Regions from separate parts of the Homo sapiens genome. Here regions 1 and 2 are each linked to region 3. The links are chromatin contacts, found by Hi-C or POLR2A ChIA-PET in ENCODE. All regions are on one chromosome and are shown on one strand. The core of a region is the stretch at or near the end of the contact, and the rest is flanking DNA. Distances in the headings are between cores, read along the strand shown.

Region 1 (3,538 bases), core at 555-3,054, 3.9 Mb after region 3:
GGTTTGATTACTGGACTTGTCAATTATACAGTCAATACCAATCAATGAAAATTAATCACTTAAGATACCATGGCATAAATAAAAATTCTCTTTTTACAAATAATTATCACAATTTTAAGATTATTCTTCCATATGTGGAAATAAATCCTGCAGATACTGAAATAATTTGGAATATTAAAGAAACTAAGATTTGCTAGATTAAAATTAAGGGGTAAGAAGGATGATTATTACTATTATTAAAAGTACATTAAATTATATGTAAATATACTCTAACACAACATCCCAACACTCAACCATGATCCCTAACATACAGAACTGACTCAGTGCTTTCTGAGTAAATACTAGAGTATCCAGTAAATAATAAAACCTTACAATAATATTCTGAAATAAGTATTAGGTTAAATGAGATGCTACTTTTATCTTGAACTTATTTTGATTCATTTGAATAAATTCTTATAGAAAAAAACATTTGGGAACTGTTTCTAGAAAACTACAGAGTGAAAATATTCAGTATTTAAAGACAAGCCTACTGTTTAAAATTTTTCCTGGTATTATTATTATTATAATAACTGCAAACTATTGTTCTATGTCATGTCAATAAGCACTTAAGGAGCAATTAGATGTGAAGGTTTTGTTTTTTTTTTCCTAAGTAAATCTAATAAGTGCCATTTCTCTTTACTCCACTAGAGGGTAGTCTCTCAAAACTGGGGTTGGAGTCATGACTAGCCTGCTTTTGACCTGTTGATATATTAATCCTCATGTTCCATTCTCCTCAACAAGATGTTTCTCTAGTATACTAATTAAGGTTGTAAAACATGCATTTTTAAAACTGCTTTTTGATTTTTCATGTATGTTCTTTCAGAAATATGCACTGCTATGTGTTTCTGTGTTTTCCAAATTTCTGGTAATTAATAAAAATGTTTTACATGTATGGCTTATATAGTATATTTTCCTGGGAAATATCCTTTCAGAGTTAATAGGCCTAAGAATAAAGATAGTCTTTTAAATAATTTAACTTATTACAATCGAAATATTTCCCCAGAGTGGTAAAAAATACATCCTAAATACACACACACACTCACAGATACACAAACACACCTACACATGTACCCATTCATATGTAGCTCCTAGATTTATTACATCATATAAAGAGAAGTCAGTGAGTATAATTAGAAATACATATTTTTAAAAAGTACCCCCTCAAATGCCAATGTTGTGAATTACAGAGAGGCAAATATATGCTTTATTTTAAAAATCTGGTCAATCCAGACAAGAAATGTCATTGCTAAAAAAAAAAAAAAAAAAGTGTTATTGAACACCAAGCACATATGCTAAATTAAGTAGGATCTATAGAGAACCAAATGCCACTCAAAACAGTTGCAAGCTTCTCTTCTTAAATAATGCAGTCATTGCTGAACTTCAGAGACGGAGTTGGAGGTTTGAGTCTCTACCAGGTGTTTTTAATATTTAGGAAATCCTTATCAGTAGTGTGTCCTCTCTATTTGCAGACTGAAAACATATTTCTCTGAATGACTGATAACCTAAAATTGAGAAAACTTGTCAAAAATTCCCAACATTCCCTCAGAAAGGAAAAAAAAGAAGGAAAATGATACCTAGGAAAACATGCAAGCCTGTTTCATTTATTTGTATCCTAAGCAGCAGTGTCATAGAACAGACAGTTTGTTTCAGCCAACCAGACTGGAGCAGCTGCGAGTGCTACATCTTGGCTGTCTGAAGCGATTGGCTCCTCTCTGGGGAGTGGAGGGTGTTCAGTTATTAATGACCGCTGAGCAGGCAGCACCATGTCAGTGTGACAACTGATCGGGTGAACGATGCACCACTAACCACCATGGAAACAAGGAAAAATAAAGCCAGCTCACAGGATCTCTCTTCACTGGATTGAGAGCCTCAGCCTGCCGACTGAGAAAAAGAGTTCCAGGAAAAAGAAGGAATCCCGGCTGCAGCCTCCTGCCTTCCTTTATATTTTAAAATAGAGAGATAAGATTGCGTGCATGTGTGCATATCTATAGTATATATTTTGTACACTTTGTTACACAGACACACAAATGCACCTATTTATACCGGGCAAGAACACAACCATGTGATTATCTCAACCAAGGAACTGAGGAATCCAGCACGCAAGGACATCGGAGGTGGGCTAGCACTGAAACTGCTTTTCAAGGTAAGTTTAAAATACACATATATTTTAAAATACGTTCTATTTCTTGTCTCTTCGATGATCATGTTTTTACACCTAAATCCTCCTTTGATGTCTTCTTCTTGTCTGAATTCTAAGAGCATTTTTCTTTTATTGCACTTTTGAGAAGAAATTCACATGCAAAACCCAGCTGGCTCTGTGTGTGCCTAGCTGTGTTTGTGAGATTCTCCAACATGCATTTTACTAGCTTGAATGCCCATTAGAGGATGTGAGTGGGAGAGAAAAAGCAGTGTTGGGGGGAGGAGAAAAAGGAGGGAGACAGAAGAGAAGGGAACAGTGGGGGAGAAGAGAGGAGGAGAGGGAGAGAGAAGGAGATGGGGAAGAGAGAAGACAGAGAGGAGACAGAGAGGAGAGGAGAGTCACGGGTGATGGGGTGCAATTTTCCTTTTTCTTCACATTATTTGTAGTGAAAAGCAGATCACACATTATTCTCTGTTTTGAAATCAACCCACCAAATGGGGCATTTTTATTTTGTCTCATCCAGTGGATGCAAATTAAGGCAAATGCTGTTGTATGTTAAGAGCTAAACCACTAAGCAGAGTAGCAGAATGAGCATATCACAAACAGTTATTGAATTTCTGCCAGGCTACATCTTACGGACTGGGGTAAATGACTTCCCTTTAATAACATCCCCTCGCTGGTCTGAAGGGACAGTGCAAATGTCTGATTGCTAATGCAGCTGGAACTGCCACACACTAGGTGAAAGGATCCCATGAACCAGAAGAGTTCTAATCTTTGGTAATTAACAGGATCACAGCAGGATGGCTTTAAAGTACATTTCCTATTTAAGAAAATTGTTTGTTCTAACCAACTGCTATATTCCCTTTGCTGTTGTTGAGCTGGATGGCTTAATTCGGCTCTAATTTATTCATTTTTAACAATATGTCCTTGTTTCTCTGCCTCTAATTTCAGTGAAAGCAGGCTATGAATATGAGTAGAACCGTCCTAATTTAGTGAAAAGGGGATAATGTGAAAACAAAAATAGAAGTAAAGGTTCAAAATATCTACCTAGAAAATAGTGTGCTCTGGTACCATAAATATTACTGATATATTTCTCATCTTTAGTTTCAGAAGCAATGCCTTTGAGACAGAATTACTCTCAGTAAACTCTATGAGCATCCATGTATTGATGATTCATGGAATTCAGTGTGGGTTAATTTTTACTTCCAATCTTGTAAAGGGAAGCCAGCTACTTAGAATATGCTTTCAAACAGACAACACCAATTGAGGATATTCATGGAAACATTCACTGCCCTCTTTACTGGGTCCTGGAAAGACAGTAAAAGAAACCTAGCATTTGTATTTCATCTTCTGGAGCTC
Region 2 (3,850 bases), core at 826-3,325, 4.1 Mb before region 3:
CTCACTTAATTACTCCCTCTACTTCTCTTCACTCACCTCTTAGAGGAGTCTTCACTTTCTGTCCATGTATCAGTATGATATCCTTTTCTCATTTCCCACTGAGTCCTTAGAGTCCTTGGCCCATCACTTCAGATACTCAGGAGCTTAGCTCCCTAACCTACTGCCTTTCCATTCTATTAATATATGCCTGGCAAATTCCTATCCCAGACGAAGTCAACTTGGTTATCTCTGTACCTACATCTGATTTACTGACTGCTACTTGAGAAAATCACACAACCGGGAAGATGGGTACCATTCTCCCTACATATTTTCAAGCACAATTGTATAGAGGTACAACACAAAACTCACTGTAATAAATTAAAACAATACAGCTATGGACAGAGTAAAAAGTTAGAATTCTCCATCTTTTCCCCCAAAACCATTCCACAAGACATCTGTTATTAACAGTTTGGCATAGGTTCTATGCATGCACTATTGTCTTAAAGCTAGATATATACACATATATGTACATAAACACATATACAACATATATGAAATCAAATGGACAGCTAGAGCAGAATGGACAGTTGCTAAGCAACTTGCACTTTTTCTTTTTTACTTAATAATATGTGTTGGGAGCCAGCCATGTGGTGTATGCCTGTAGTCCTAGCTACTTGGGAGGATGAGGTGGGAGGATCAATTGAGCCCAGGAGTTTGAGGCTGCAGTGAGCTAGGATGGAGCCACTACACCCTAGCCTGGGTGGCAGACCAACACCCCGTGTCTCAATAATAATGATGATAATAATAATATGTCTTGGAGGACATTTCTTCTTAGTAGGTACAGATATACTTTATTCTACATAATGCCTCATTCGCTTAGTCACTCTAGGTCATTTACTATTTTTACTATGAAACAAAGTTATAATGAATATCCTTGTACATCCTCCTGAACACATGTGCAAGTATTTCTCTAAAGTAGATCCCTAGAAGTAGAAATGCTTGGTTAAAGGGTACATGTATTTAACATCTTAATAAATATTTCTCAATTACCATCCAAAAAAGAGACGGGTGGGGGGTCTCTACCAAATTGCCCTCCCAACCGCCTAGGAGCGTTACTACCCTCAGGTAGGACCTCCTCTTTCTTTCCCTAGACATCTCTCTCCCTCATTCTCCACATAACGTATCTTTGCTCGAACCTCCTACTGCACCAACATCCCCATCCCCACTCAAACACGCACATTCTTGGTAAATATCTCACCAACTATTTGTAGAGAAAAAAAGAGGTCAACAAAGGCAAATGTTCTCAGCTTCCTACCCCCAAACCTACAAAACCTAATGTCTATCCCCTTCCTGTCTTCCTTCCCTACTCTTATAACGGCAGTAGGAGGGCAGTCCTTCCTGTTGTCTAAAGGCAATCCTGGTTGAGAGGGTCCTTACCTTCACAAAGGGCTGACTACACTGACCAAAGGTCTCAGCTTCCACTCTTCCCTCCGCTAACCTCCATCTATTTTCTGCCCTCACGGCTCCATGGAAACCTCAGGCTCACCTTGGGCAGAATCCAGCTCCTTATCTTAGGTGACTAGTGCCTACTCCCTACTTCTGACAACATTCTTCATAATGCCAGTCTGCTGATTTTCCTCCTCAGGCTCTCTGGCACTTCTTTCTCACTCCTCCACTCCTCAGGTACTTCTTGTCCAAACCTTAAAATCTGAGTTTGGGGTTTCCGATCTGGGCCTTGTGCTCATTCCCCCTGGGAGATGTCACCCATTCCCCACGTGCAGCCACCATCACCCTCTGTTTTCTCTCTAATCAGCGTCTTCAGCCCTGATCGCCTACAAGTCCGAATTTGACTTCACTTTCTCGCATTCTGCCCCGCCTTCCCTCCACTCCTCCCCAATCCCGAAACCTAGTCCCTCCTCCGGGAAGTCTTTCCTGACTCCTCCCCCTTCTAACTCCCCACCGACGGTCTGTGTCCGCTGCCACGCGTGTCCAGTACCTCGCAGACCTGAGGAATGTAGTTCTCCTTGAAGTAGTTCTTCAGCCTCGGGTTGGCATTGCGTAGCGAGGCCATGGCCCAAGGCCTGACGGAGAAGCTGCGATAGTACCCTCCCCGCGCTGGGACTAGGGGCCGGGCGCGTGCGGGCGTTGTCCCGGCAACCAGGGGGCGGGGCTGGGCGTGGCACCGCCCCGCGCTCCGCTGCCAGGGGCGGGAGGGAGGAATGGTTGCTTCACGCCCCGGGGGAAGAGACGGGAAGCTCGGCTCTGGGTTGCGGGCCCCGGCGTCTCCGCGTGGGGCGCACCGTCCGACCCCCCCCTCCCGGTGTGCAGCGCCCCGCACCGCCCCGCCTCGCCTGGGAGAAGCCGCCGGGACGCGCCGGGCTGGAGTGGGCGGTTATAGGCTTTGAGCTAGGCCGTTTCCGGGAGGCGGAGCTCAGACCCCATTTCCTTTCTCCACATCCAGGTCAGGTGGCGTTTGCTGTGGCGGCTAGGCCCGCGTGCGCTGGAGACCTCCGCGCTGGCCCCCGCGAGCCTCCTGCCCTGGCCCGGCGCTGCGGCTCTGCCGCGGCGGCAGCATGGGTGGCCCCCGGGGCGCGGGCTGGGTGGCGGCGGGCCTGCTGCTCGGCGCGGGCGCCTGCTACTGCATTTACAGGCTGACCCGGGGTCGGCGGCGGGGCGACCGCGAGCTCGGGATACGCTCTTCGAAGTCCGCAGGTGGGACCCCGGGGTTTCCGGCAGGTGGGCGGGGACTGGGCAGGGGGGCTCCCCAGGCCGGGGTGGTGGCTTGCGTGTGCTCGGGGTAAAATGAGGAGCCGAGCTAGAGGGAGAGGCAGTACTTGTGTGAGTGCAGGGTGCTGCGCCGCCCCCGCCGCCCCTTTGCTGACTATACTGGTATGAAAACTTGCCCTGGCTTTCCTGCCTGAGCTCCGCGTCACAGCGGAGGATTAGATTTCTTAAAAACCTGTTGATGGCCTCTCATTTTAAAGCTTGCTCCGGGCCTTTGTGTAACTAAAGGGATTCTCCCGATTGTGGAAGGGCTGTTGAGGGGCCCAGAGCCATAGGTCAATCTCTGCTTGCAGGTGCCCTGGAAGAAGGGACGTCAGAGGGTCAGTTGTGCGGGCGCTCGGCCCGGCCTCAGACGGGAGGTACCTGGGAGTCACAGTGGTCCAAGACCTCGCAGCCTGGTGTGTGTTTTGGAAATGGGAACAGTTGTCTGCGCGAGACACACCCTCCCAGCGGACAAATGCATGATTCGGTTTCTGTCCAAAAGTTGATCGGTACATTAAAACCCTCCAAAGGCATGTTTCACATCATGGAAGCTGTTAGGGAAATAATTTAAAATATCATATCTGCCATCCAAGAAACTCCTGTCCACAATTGTAGAAGAGAGCTAAACAGCTTCATTGTTGAATAAGCACAAACTAAATTGCCTCACACATCACGGGCAATTTGCTAATGGGATAGCAGGAAGAATTCTAATTCCTTTAAATGTAGCTGGACAGATAGAACCGATTTCATATTACATACGTGTTCTCAAGATAAAAAATAATTTGTCCTTAGGTAAGAGGACTTGACAGTACCATTTGCTACATGTAGTTTATCCTGAATTTACTGGTAATTGGGGTGGTTGTTATCTAATTGCCTTTATCCAGAGGAAAAATAAAAATATCTTTATGATGTGGAACCAGGTGCCCAGGCTAAAAACTCACAGAGTTGGGGAGATTGGGGATCTATCTTCCTGGAAGAGTAGGTTTCAAAGAGTACGCTTTCGAACAGTAGGCTCCAAAGCTTTTAAGAAAGTCTTTCTTGGGCTGTAAAACTGGCCAAATGCTTATTTCACTTTTAAAAAGATTTACAGGCTGGGTGTGGTGGC
Region 3 (3,485 bases), core at 908-3,407:
AGGCATTTGGTAAAAACTTTAAAATAGTTTAACTTTTAAAAACAAGGTTTAGCTGAAAGCAGATCTCACAGTTTGTGTACTGGAGAGGGGTAAAGCAGTATGTCAATCTCTTGCCAGCTCTTTTTTTTTTTTTTTTTTAAGAGAAAAGTTTTTTAGTTTTCTAGGAGGAGTTAGACATAAATATCTCAAAACAATTTTAAATAATTAGGTGAACTTCACAGATTTTTCTTTTTTGTCAAGAAATTACATGTTGGAGTAGAGTTTATATTTTCTATTCTAGTACACGATGACCCTCCATTGTAAAAAAAAAAAAAAAAAAAAAAAGCATACACAAAGTAGCAGAGACATTCATTTCTTTGAGTCACTAATAATTTCTGAAAGATGATAAATTCAAATCCTGTCCTTTTTCCTCAGGGAAAAAATTAAGCATTCTGTTGGCTCTCCTCTGAATTATTTTAATAAAAAATAGAATGCTTTATTACTATTTGTGAACATAGAAAGTAAGTATTTGATTACACGGGAGGACTACTTTATAATTTCACTTCACGGATTCAAATGGGGAATTCTCAAGAATTTTAAACTCGATTTCAACATGTGGGGGCTTATTTTGGATTTCTTGATTTGTTACGCGGCTTTCAGGTATATTTAAAAATCCAAGAAATGCAGGAGGTTTTAAAGAAATAACTAGCTGTGTGATTTCTGGCTCTGTCCAAAGGTTTGCTTTTACAGATTTCTTACTAATGTAGGTTTTCCTCATCTTAATTCTAAGCATATATTTAGTGATCTAAAGTTAGAAAATCTAAAGCACAATTTAAATGATTAAACACTAAAGGTTCAAAGGGGGGAAAAAGCTTAATCATGCCTTTGTAATGTGAATGGTAAAGACACCAATTATTGACTAGATGCAGCCGACTGTGAATGGACAGCCATGTTTAAAGAGAAGTTAACTATAAAGCAGGGAAGCGTCTCTGGTGAGTCAGAGAATTCGTAACTTGAGGAACTCCTAGTGGAAATGAAGTGGAAAGACAGTTTCTTTCATCAATGAGAAAACGTCTAGAAGGAAAAGAGGGTTAATAAAACTCACCAGAGAAACTTACTGATAATGATTCACAAATTAAATCAGTTTACGTCATACATTACACCCTTTGTATTACGTTAACCAACGAGCATACTAATCAGTATGGAAAATGCCGCTTTAACTTGCCTCAATTTCGTAATCGCCCGCCCCCGCCCCCGCTTTGTAAATTCTCTAGACTCCAGCTTCTCGCTTGCTCACAGTCCATCCCCCAGCCTCACTCTTCCTGGCACTTAGGTGGCGGCTCAACAAACTTAGGTGAACTGAACAGAGCTGACAAGGCAATCTCAAGTTGCTGTCCTGGGAGTGGTGAGGCAAGGCACAAGAGAAAGGACTTCTAGTTCTTCCCACTGCCAGTGCAGCCCCCAGCATCACTTTCGACCCCTTCGTGCCTGGGGCCGTGATTTGTGGGTGATCAAGTCCCTCGCTAGCCTGCAGTACTTCCGCTGGTGCAGTCATCTCCTTCCCCTCGCACTAAAACAATACCCTGGCCTCCTGCCAAACTCTTGAGCAGCGAGCAACTCTGGCTGTTTATGGCCCGGATTGGGTGCTGCAAGAGGCTTGGGCCGCTCTAAGTGTTAGCAGAGGCCCGGAGGAAAAGAAGAGGCCCAAGCTTTAAAACACTCCCTTCCTCCGCCCCCTCCCTTTTGTCCCAGACACCAAAACAAACGAGCTGATACACGTGTCCCTATGACTCTTGTTTACTATCAAGACTGCGCTGTGCGAGCGCCTCTGGGATACGTAGTCCAGCTCTTCCCCGGCCAGCAGTCTCCCACAGCCAAGGACCAAGGCTTGAGACTACGAACCCACAATCCATTTCGGGGACAAAGTTTGGCTTGGGTCCCCGGACTCTCGGCAATAGTCCAATCCGAAGCACTTACTCTTGTGATTGACATGCCATCTTCTCCAGTAAACACAACACAAAAGTCAATACATGCCCGCCCCCCGAGACGGACCACGGTACCACCCAATGGGAAAGGGGAAGAACCGAATGGCAGTTCTGCAGTCCAATAAGAGGGCGAAAGAGCTGGGCGGGGCTCAACCCCCAGGGGGTTGAGGGGAGGGGGAAGACGAAGCTTGAAAGACTTGGTAATGGCGACGGGTTTGGTAAGTAGGAAAGTTTCGGTTGAGGAGTAAGAGCTGCCGCGGGAGCAGTAACCCGCGCGGGGGAGGCCGACGTCGGTCGGAGAGGGGGTACGAGAGCTGCTGGTGGTGTTGTCGTGGCCGGAGCGGCCCGCGCCTGGGCTGCCGGCACTTCGCGGCAGGTTTGTTGTCTTTCAGTTAGGGAAGAGGTGGGGGTGGGGAAGGGAGGGGCAGGAGCGCGGGGGATTGGGCAGACTGGAGGGCTCGGGTCCTCGTTCCTTCTTCTCGGAGGGTTGCCCTTGGGGTGGGGGCAGTTAACCGTTCGATTGGTGCCCGCGGCGAGCCCACCGGAGCAGCGTCTCCCGCGAGCTCACCTGGGCTTCGGGGCGGCGGCGCTAGGGGGTCTCGGGCGGGGGCCGGGAGGAGGCAGGGGGAGGGCGAAGTTCCGGGCCAGGTCGCGCGGTGGGTGGCCGGGCCGGGTGTGGAGATGGGGCGGGCCAGGGCGGGGGAAGGGGCCGACGCAGCGCCGGGGCTGCCCAGGAAAGTTTGACTTCAACTCCCCGTTTGTGGGCGGAGGGTCGGAGCTTGGCCAGGGGTGGGGGGCTGGCCGGAGGTGGGGGACCCCAGTGAGGCGCCGCCTCCTTCTGGACTGAGGGGGATTCTGGCTGAGCTGAGGAGCTCGCGGAGCCGCTGGGCCCCGGGGCTCATTGTTACGCAGTTCGAATGAATGGGCTCCCAGGCGCCTGCGCGCTGGGGCTGAGCCGAGGGGAAAAACAAGCCCGGAGTCCGGGCTGCGGTCACATGATGGGGGGAAGGGAGGGGAACGCGATGAATGGCGAAAGAGGGTGGGGGATGGACTTGGCGTGAACCGGGAGGCACCGCTCTGTGTGACCCAAAGAGGAGGCTTGGCAGGCGATTCCAGTCTCCGCCTTTCAACCTATGCTGCCACCGCAGGCCGATTGAAACAAAACAAAACAAACCAGGCGAAGTGGACAGCCAGGTTTTTGTAGCTTTAAATGCTGCGTGCTGTCTAGGGTGTTTCACTCTCCGCTGTGCACTCTACACTCGAGTTCATTCTTAGGGAGTTTTCAGCTACAGTCGTTTTTAGAAGGAGCACTGACAGCGAGGTAATACTCAAGTTTTCTGTTTGTTTTGTTTTTGGCTCATGGTGCCACTGATGCCAGGACGAGAGGAGGCTTAGAAAAGGAGTTATACATACTGGGAAGCGATGGAGTCCTACTAACAGCTCGGATGGAGGCTTTAGCTTTATTAATACTTCCCTCTGAATAGCCGTAAGCACTCCTAATAGTGGTTTTGAAATTAAAGG

Evidence for each region. A loop is a pair of places that touch in the nucleus more often than their neighbours do. ChIA-PET counts read pairs that join two places held with the same protein, here RNA polymerase II (POLR2A). Pooled maps may share reads with other maps.
Region 1: a pooled map shows a loop between it and region 3 (5-fold over the local background). The contact joins the promoter of LRRN3 here to the promoter of HBP1 in region 3. A Hi-C loop is called at or near these places in 2 of 168 maps with a recorded cell type or tissue (CD4-positive, alpha-beta memory T cell and naive thymus-derived CD4-positive, alpha-beta T cell) and 8 of 50 pooled maps. POLR2A ChIA-PET finds 5 or more read pairs at or near these places in 2 of 52 experiments (both activated T-cell).
Region 2: a pooled map shows a loop between it and region 3 (13-fold over the local background). The contact joins the promoter of FBXL13 here to the promoter of HBP1 in region 3. A Hi-C loop is called at or near these places in 1 of 37 single-sample maps with no recorded cell type and 10 of 50 pooled maps. POLR2A ChIA-PET finds 5 or more read pairs at or near these places in 1 of 52 experiments (CD4-positive, alpha-beta T cell).

Annotation. Positions count from the first base shown.
Region 1 is chr7:111,089,323-111,092,860 of GRCh38, forward strand. It overlaps LRRN3 (leucine rich repeat neuronal 3), which reads left to right and starts at 1,805. Exons shown (of 3, transcript NM_001099658.2): 1 at 1,805-2,182. All of the region lies in intron 3 of IMMP2L (inner mitochondrial membrane peptidase subunit 2), which reads right to left.
Region 2 is chr7:103,072,721-103,076,570 of GRCh38, forward strand. It overlaps FBXL13 (F-box and leucine rich repeat protein 13), which reads right to left and starts at 2,076. Exons shown (of 21, transcript NM_001394494.2): 1 at 1,976-2,076. The coding sequence starts at 2,050. It overlaps ARMC10 (armadillo repeat containing 10), which reads left to right and starts at 2,420. Exons shown (of 7, transcript NM_031905.5): 1 at 2,420-2,691; 2 at 3,057-3,161. The coding sequence starts at 2,553. RefSeq lists a silencer at 2,007-2,846 and an enhancer at 3,117-3,166.
Region 3 is chr7:107,166,846-107,170,330 of GRCh38, forward strand. HBP1 (HMG-box transcription factor 1) reads left to right here and starts at 2,158. Exons shown (of 11, transcript NM_012257.4): 1 at 2,158-2,340. RefSeq lists silencers at 1,686-2,259, 2,278-2,377, 2,638-2,857 and an enhancer at 1,808-1,967.